2 separate regions of the Homo sapiens genome follow, and region 1 is linked to region 2. Evidence: read pairs that join two places in POLR2A ChIA-PET (ENCODE). Cell type or tissue: CD4-positive, alpha-beta T cell. All regions are shown on one strand. Links, peaks and the distances in the headings refer to the core of each region. The heading gives the core; the rest is flanking DNA.

Region 1 (4,389 bases), core at 284-4,283, 470 kb after region 2:
GTGGATCTTGGGCGTTTAGATTTTTAAGGCTTTTTGGGGGATTCTAAGGTGTAGCCAGGGTGAAAACCACTGCTCAAATCAAACTGGCTCACAAGGAAAGAATGAATAGTACATTGGTGTAGTGTGGGAAGTTAAAAAAGAACAGGTGTTAATCTGGCTGGCAATAATTTCAAGGAAGACATTTCAAGAGATGAACAAAGATACATATTAAATGGAGCACCTCTGATGACATTTCAGACAACTGTGAGCATGACTCATCCCATGGTGATGCTCTGATGCCCTGCCTTTTGACAGCTCCATGCTTAATACCCCATCTATCTTGCTGCCAACCACTGGATTCCCAAGCCAAGGTGGCAGGATGGCAAGGATCCCTGAGTCTAGGTCAACCACTGTGGCTTCTCAAATGTATAAGGACAGAACCTTTCTACTTGAAAAGGGTTGTTTGTTTGTTTGTTTTGAGACAGGGTCTCACCCTGTCACCCAGGCTGGAGTGATGGCTGGTGCCATCACCGCTCACTGCAGCCTCAACCTCCTGGGCTCAAGCGATCCTCCCACAGGCACACGCCATCATGCCTGGCTAATGTTTTACTTTTTGTAGAGATGGGGTTTTGCCATGTTGCCCGGGCTGGTCTCAAACTCCTAGGCTCAAGTGATCTGCCTGCCTCAGCCTCCCAAAGTGCTGGGATTCCAGGCATGAGCCACCGCCTCCAGCCTAAAAAGGGTTTTTAAAAGTAACTCAGTCCTCAGAAACTCTATCCAGTTATTTAAATATACCATGAGCTTGCCCAAAAATGACCTGCAAATAGTGAAATCTGGCTTCTAGCCCAGGCTCTGAAGAAGTTCCTTAGTGTAATATGTAAATGATAATGATTCAGTCAGTTAATGATTCAGTCAGTGGGTCTCTCCAATTTGCAAAATAAAGGGGCAGGAGGTAAATGACCCCTTACATGTCAAAAATGGTACTTTTCAGTCATAGAAATTCTAAGGTCCTTTCTACCTTTCCAGAAACTAGGCAAGGAAACAGAAGTACTTATCCTTGTTGGGTCTAAAATTTGATTTTACCCTGCTTAGAAGCTAATAAATTTTGCCTATTCCTGTTTCATGGATACCGACAGAAGACACGAGGCTCCTGGTCCAACACAGCATACTGATGTGAGTTGCACTTACAGCTAAGTTTACCAAGCGTGATGCAGATGGCCTGGATAGATGCTATGCACATATACATCACAGCTGAGAACCCTGAGCTTGGGGAACCCACCACTTTTACAGCAAGTGGTTAGCAAGGCTGCTCTTTGCCTGGGAGCAGGTGTCTCCTCATCCCTCAAGGTTAGTACATGCATATGCATCCCCAAGATCGGCCTGGGTAAGAGGGTGGTCAGAGCCTTGTAGTCTTGACACAGCCAGCAAGACATGTATGAACACCAGAGGCTCCACAAGCCACCTGTCCCACAGGGTCTTGGCTTCTGGTAAATTTTCACATAACTATGCGAAACCACTGGTCCCAGGGCACATGTGTAAGAATGGAGCTCCATGCAGCTCCAGACCTTCACTCCTTGCACCCCAGGAAAAAGAGAAGCAATAATGATCACTGTCATTTTCATTTTAAGATAACACAACTGAATAATGACTGAGAATTATAAAATTTTGATCCATCAAAAAGACATCAGGCTGGTTACTGTGGCTCATGCCTGTAATCCCAGCACTTTGGGAAGCCGAGGCAGGCAGAGCACCTGAGGTCAGGAGTTTGAGACCAGCCTGGTCAACATGGTGAAACCCCTTCTCTACTAAAAAAAAAAATACAAAATCAGCTGGTGGCACGTGACTGTAACCCTAGCTACTTGGGAGGCTGAGGCAGGAGAATCACTTGAACCAGGGAGGCAGAGGTTGCAGTGAGCCGAGATTGTGCCATTGCACTCCAGCTGGGGCAACAAGAGCGAAACTCCGTCTCAAGGAAAAGAAAAAAAAAGACAACATAAGCTAAACTAGATTTATCAATGGACTAATGTATAAGAGCAATACATTACATTTCTAATAAGCATACTGCACGTTTATAGGTTTAAAACAAAAAGAAAATAAACACAGAGTTCCTAAATAAAATATTGCTCACTCATGAAACTTCTGGTTTCTGAGCAATTGGCAAGTGTCCTGTGTGCTGAGTTATACAGGCGAGACGCCGACCTCACCACCCAAAGGGATGCTGCAAACAAGCAGCTCTGGGGAGCCTCCAAACGGCCCTGCCCAACCACTTCCTGGGGAAGCTGGAGAGGAAACACGGTGTCTGCACAGTGTCTGTCACCTGCCTGACAGCTGCCTGCTTAACACACCAGAGGCCCGAAGACCCCTGCTAAGTTGACATACCGATTTCTGCTGGAAGATGTGAGATTTGGTTTTTTGGCAGATCCAGAATTCTCATCGCTTGAAATAACTGAATATATGTAGGAATGATTTGAATCAAGGTATTGCTTATGTACCATTCTCTCAGGTGTGTCTGCTCCTTCAATGAATCTGGGAGCTCCTAAAATAGAAAGAATGACATCAATCAGAACTAGCTCCTCCGTGTGCACAAAGCCGTGTAAAACCAAGCATTTATTTTAAAACAGGAAGTGAGAAAGCAGACACGAGAGCATAAAACTTAACCACCAGCACTCCAGCCATTTCAAAAAGAAACCAAAGACACCGCAGTTGTCGTCAACTTCACAACAGTATATTAGCCCTATTTCAAAACTGCCGTGAATTCATGATGTTATTAAAATTAAATCCTAGTGAACACAAAAAACCAGACTCACACTTAGAGCCACAATGTGTATTATTTATTTGCAACATACCAACTTAACATCCCCTAAGGTCTGTCTATACATTCGATTTCAAAATTTGTGCTTCGTTTCCCTTTGTCTGTAGTTGCTTTTAGAAATACTTGATAAACCTCTAATATTTGCTGTACCACATTTCCAAATATTCTTAAGAGTCTATGAAAGGGAAAAAGCATGAGAAAGACAGTCAGCTGGGACACCTGAGTTCCGGCCCAGGCCCTGCCATTTTCCAGTCACGCCACCTCCCTGGGTCTCCACTGCTGAAATGACATTGATGAACTCAGTGTCCAAGGCCTCCCCTAGCTCAAGTGTTCTGGGATAAAACTGTAAAGGTGTCAAGCAAGAAGCGTTTAAAGACTTTAAGGAGGCTATTTGTCCAGCTGAAGAAATCTAATTCACCGAGAGTTACCGAGCCCCCATTGCAGGTGAGGGGTGCTCAGCACTGAGGGGTGGGGCAAAGACGAGACACACAGGTCCCCTGACCTCAGAAGCTGACCACAACGCACCATCAGCAAAGTGGCTGGAGCACAGGGTGGAGGTGGGATGAGGTGTGGAAAACTCCATGGCAGTTGAAGGGGAGGTGGAGGGAGCAATGGAGTCCATAGTGATCCTTCTTTTTTGTACTTGGTACTTGTAATGTGCTTTACAACCATTGCCCTCCTGTGTGTGGGTTAAGCTGTTAACTTGCAAAAGTGCTTTCACTCTAGTATTATCTCATGCAACAGTACCATAAGATAGGCAAAGTGGGCCGGGCACAGTGGCTCACGCCTGTAATCCCAGCAATTTGGGAGGCCAAGGCGGGTGAATCACCTGAGGTCAGGAGTTCGAGACCAGCCTGGCCAACATGGTGAAACCCCATCTCTACTAAAAATACAAAAATTAGCTAGGTGTGGTGGCGTGCACTTGTAATCCCAGCTACTTGGGAGGCTGAGGAAGGAGAATCGCTTGAACCCAGGAGGCGAAGGTTGTAGTGAGCCAAAATAGCACCACTGCACTCCAGCCTGGGTGACAGAGTGAGACTCCATCTCAAAAAAAAAAAAAAAAATTGATAGGCAAAGTGAGCCCCTTTGGAAGAGGAAAGCTGAAACCCCAAAGACATTTAAGTGAATCACTTACAGTAAGGATCCACTACTGAGTTTGCAGAGCCTAGTGCAAAATGAAAATGCAGGCACCTTGTTAAAAATTAAGAAGTTCAAGATGGTGAGCACAGAGCATTAAACCAAGCATAGGGCCCTGTGCCGCTGCTTCTGAAGCCAACTACCTAGTTACCACCTGCCCCCTTCTCGTGGCCCTGGCAAACTGTCCCGACACCTCTTGATCTGAATGGAACCCACACCACACCAGAGGGTTGCCTCCTGGAACTGAGACAAAATGAGTTGGGTCATCAGGGAGCTGACCACAGGCTCATAATCACAATCTCTTCATTGACACTTCAACGTACTGACTGTCTCATAAATAACCTCATTCCACTCTTTCAATAATGGCACACATGAAAGATTATTAAATTTCTAAAATTATGTTCATGACTATTTTCAACAAGAAAAATATTAGGATAGGCCGGGCATGGTGGCTCACGCCT
Region 2 (4,389 bases), core at 75-4,074:
GCTCATACACATCAGTCCTCAGAAGCACAAGGCAGGTGGAAAAGGTGGAAGGTGGATCTACATGAACACCCAAGGGCAGAGCCTCGGGTGATCTGTCCTTATGCCACCTGCCCAGCCTAACTCGATGCCCACTGCCCTTGCCCACTGCACTGTGGGGCACACACTGTTTCCTCTGCCTGAAAACTCTCTCACGTCCCCCTTCCCCTAGTTCATTACTTCTCATCTTTGGCTTAAATGTTAACCTCCTAAACATGTAATCCTCTTTGTTGATTGTACCCTTTGGCACACTGTTGTTTATCTGCTTATGGCAAATCTTTTTTCCCAATGGTTATTACTAATATTTTTTGAGACAGGGCCTCGCTCTGCCACCCAGGCTGGAGTGCAGAGGTGCAATTATGGCTCACTACAGCCTTGACCTCCTCCCAGGCTTGAGCAATCCTCCCACCTCAACCTCCCTAGTAGCTGGGACTAAAGGTGGATGTTACCATGCCAGGATAATTTTTTTATTTTTAGTAGAGACAAAGTCTTGCTGTGTTGCCCATCCTGGTCTCAAACTCCTGGCCTCAAGTGATCCTCCCACCTTGGCCTCCCAAAGTGCTGGGATTACATGTGTAAGCCAATGTGTCTGGCCCCTAATGATTATTTAACAATAATAATACCAGTATTCAACATTGACTGAACACATATCATGTGCCAGGCACTGCGTAATTATTTGTTAGACTCTTTTAGACTACAGTCTCCATAAGGGCAGGGATCATGTCTCTGTATTGTTCATTGGTCTGTCTCTCCAGTGCCTAGGGCAGTAGCTGGCACATACCAGGAACTCAACAAACATGTATGGAGTAAAAAAATCCCACAATGAGCCTTGCAAGTTTTTCCTAGCTCTCTTGTATCATGGGAGGTTAAATATGGCTGCAAATTCTTTACTGCTCCTCCCACTGAGAGATGAAGTCCAATTCCACTCCCTTGAAATCCCTCATTGACTTGCTTGACTGATAGAATGTGGCTGGAGTGACATTCTTGGACTTGTAGCTCATAAGAAGCCTTGCAGCTTCCACCTGGGTCTCTTGGAACATTCTCACTTGGTGCTCTGACCACCACTTTCGAAGTGCGACACATGAAGCCACCATGCTGGTGAGGCCACATGCAGGAATGGTAGATGGTTCCAGCTGCGCCTAGCTCTCCAGCCTTCTCTGCTCAGCCCCAGGTATCCACCAGCTCAACAGCACCAAGGGACCCCCACTGATGCCACTTGGAAGAGTTACCCAGGGCGGGTGCAGTGGCTCACGCCTGTAATCCCAGCACTGTGGGAGGCTGAGGTGGGTGGATCACCTGAGGTTGGGAGTTCAAGAACAGCCTGACCAACATGGAGAAACCCCGTCTCTACTAAAAATACAAGATTAGCCGGGTGTGGTGGCGCATGCCTGTAATCCCAGCTACTCGGGAGGCTGAGGCAGGAGAATTGCTTGAACCAGCAAGGTGCAGGTTGTGGTGAGCCAAGATCCCGCCATTGCACTCCAGCCTGGGCAACAAGAGAAAAACCCTGTCTCAAAAAAATAAAGAAATAAAAAAAAAGGAAAAAAAAATAGAGTTACCCAGCCAAGCTCTACTCAACTTTCTGGGTCACAAAATTATAAGATCTAATAAAATGGTTCTTTTAAGCCTCTACATTTTGGGGCACTTTGTTATGTAGCAATAGTCAAAACAAGTAATATTGGTTAGGGGAAAATCCCCAACCTGCTTTTCCTTCCCACCTTCACCCATCCCGCACTTTCAGGCTCCCCTTAGGGACTGTTACCTGCAGGAGTCTTGCTAGCTTTCTAGCAACTTAACTTTGATGTGGCTTTAAGAGAGGTGCCTGAGCTTCCATTTGCCACACTCTGGGGAATCCCCCAAATGCTAACCTGTCCACTCTACAACAAGCTCCGGCAGCTGAGCTGTTCTGGGCCACCTGCCAAATATCATATGATACTCCCTTGATGTCGGGTGACAGTAAAATTCACCGACTCCTGGGTGGAGGCCCTTTTCTTTGAAGCCTGCTCTGCTCACCCAACCACACACAGCCCACTTACACGGCATCACCAATTAGAGTTGGGGAAATGCAGGTGGTGGCCCCGGGCTACACCAAGCTCCACTGCTGCCTTGCTCTCTGGGTCAGATCTGTCTCAAGCAGAGCAAATTACTGCTGGAATCACCAGGGCTGTGAGGAGCTTCAGAGAATGACCAAGGTTAGCACTTAGAGGACTGAGCCCTGGGCGGTGTGCTCTAAATGTGTGTAGGGTCCTAGATGAAGGCTTTTGGATATTTCTGGTAGCACCAAAGACTAAACAGGCATTTGAGAAGCTTGAGGCGTCTTTGCCTGCTCCAGGGCCTCCGGAAGAGGCCACGTAGGGATGTCCCTGGGGCATTTGCTAACTCATTCTCAGAGGAAGATCCGAGGAAAATATATTCACTCCCTTGTCTCACTCCTTTGCTGCTCAAGCACATAAGGGTGGGTGGAAGGAGGGAGGCTAGCGACAGCATTCCTGGTGGAGGGAGCGAGGGTAGTAAGCACAGAGTGTGTTGTGATGCAGCAAGACAGGCTCACTAGGACCAGACCATGTAGTCTCAGACATACTCCTTGGTGCTCTTGGGCACAGCCTGCCTTCCTTCCTTCCTTCCTCCCTCCCTCCCTCCCTCGCTCTCTCTCTGCTTCTTTTCTTTTCTTTCTTTTTCTTTCTTTTCTTCGGAGTCTCACTCTGTCACCAGGCTGGAGTGCAGCAGTGCAATCTCAGCTCACTGCAACCTCCACCTCCCGGGTTCAAGCGATTCTCCTGCTTCAGCCTTCTGAGTAGCTGAGACTACAGGCACGCACCACCACGCCCGGCTAATTTTTATATTTTTAGTAGAGACGGGGTTTCACCATGTTGGCCAGGATGGTCTCAATCTCTTGACCTCTTGATCCACCCACTTGGGCCTCCCAAAGTGCTGCAATTATAGGCGTCGGCCATCCCGCCCAGCCACAGCCATCATTTCTTAGTGGGAAGTTGGTGTGGACTACACTAGGTGAGGCTCCTGGCATATATAGGTTCCCAGGCTCCACCCAGACCTGTAGAAACAGAAGCTCTTTGGATGGGGCCCAGGCCTCTGCATTTGTAACAAGTGTCTAAGCAGTCATGAAGAAGGAAGCCAGGCAGAGTAGAGGTTAATTCCATGGGTCTGGAGTTAGACCACGGGGGTTTAAACCCAGGTTCTAGCATTCAGTGCCTATGCAATTTTGGCACCTCAGTTTTATTATCTGAATTGCAGATAATTATAACACCGACTTTACTGAGTTGGTGTGAGGATTAAATAAATTAATATGAGTTAGATACTTACTACATAGATGGTGGGTCCTCAATAGCTGATTTTTCCAGCAACCTGAATGATGACAGTAGTGCAATGAGGAAGCCATATACCTGCAGTACAGAGTCAGACCTCAATACATGCTTGCTGAAGGGAGGACAGGAGCATAGCATATTCAGCCAGGCCATTGGCACAATCAGGCTGTGAACATTTGTTTTCACAGCTGGGCATAGCATACCTCTAGGTGCTGGGGGTTCAAAAAGGAATACCTGTGAAGATACTTGTGAGGTCACAGATATGGAAATGGATGATTAGGAGGCAGTGTGGTAAGTTCTATGTGAGGGGCAGGCTCTGAGCATAGCAGCTTTGAAGAGGCAGGTTAGGCTTCCTGGAGGAGGTGATGTCAAAGGGGGATCAGAAGGACAAGTAGGAGTTATCCAGGGAGAGGGGGCTGAATGCCAGATCTAGGGGAATATTCATGCACTAGTGGATATTCTGGGCCATCAGGGGGTTCAGTGTGGGTGAGGTGCATGGTGTAAGAGGCAGGAACATCAAGGTTTGAGACTGGAAAGATAAGCAGCATTAGCTGGTTGGATTGAGATGAGTTGGGCTAAATTGGGTTCCATGCCTTCAGTTCTGGCCAGCTCATGTCACCCATAGCACATTCTTACCACAAAGGTCACCTGTGTGTCCTTGAATAACACTCCTCCCTGGATTAGTCAATTATACACTGCTTTGGTGCCCAGAGCTATGAAAGGTCACAGAGGCCCAAATTCCTGCCCCAGGGAACACATGATCACTTTCTATTAGAGGACTGTTAACTAACTTGGGGACCATATTTCAAAACTGTCACATGGAGATTTAGGGAAAACCTCCTGGAAGAAGTGGCTTGGCTAAGTTTTGAAAAGTGCATAGGGGTGAGAACAGGGAGAGAAGAGGAAAGAGGACATGCTGTGGAGGGGCCAGCAAACGAGAAACTCAGGAGGCAGAAAATCTCAGGTCTGATTCAAAGGACTCTGGCTCAAGAGGGGAAAGTGTGTGCTAAGATGGGTGGTGGGAAAGGCA

What was found. ChIA-PET counts read pairs that join two places held together with the same protein. Peaks named below come from ENCODE experiments on the same cell type or tissue, not always from the same donor. Only the 100,000 strongest peaks of a DNase experiment are listed, where the experiment ranks them.
Region 1: POLR2A ChIA-PET joins it to region 2 with 5 read pairs; 2 of 35 experiments call an interaction of 5 or more read pairs at or near these places.

Annotation. Positions count from the first base shown.
Region 1 is chr3:46,536,687-46,541,075 of GRCh38, forward strand. It overlaps LRRC2 (leucine rich repeat containing 2), which reads right to left. Exons shown (of 9, transcript NM_024512.5): 4 at 2,359-2,515. Among named protein-coding and RNA genes, the nearest start is that of LRRC2-AS1, 19 kb to the right of the region's middle. RefSeq lists an enhancer at 2,376-2,435. In CD4-positive, alpha-beta T cell, for the core only: no CTCF peak of the experiment used is centred there; DNase peaks (open chromatin) are centred at 2,245, 2,625 and 3,135; H3K4me3 peaks cover 1,245 bases; H3K27ac peaks cover 1,657 bases.
Region 2 is chr3:46,063,542-46,067,930 of GRCh38, forward strand. It overlaps a transcript of XCR1 not described here. Among named protein-coding and RNA genes, the nearest start is that of XCR1, 38 kb to the left of the region's middle. In CD4-positive, alpha-beta T cell, for the core only: no CTCF peak of the experiment used is centred there; DNase peaks (open chromatin) are centred at 1,920 and 2,520; H3K27ac peaks cover 1,679 bases.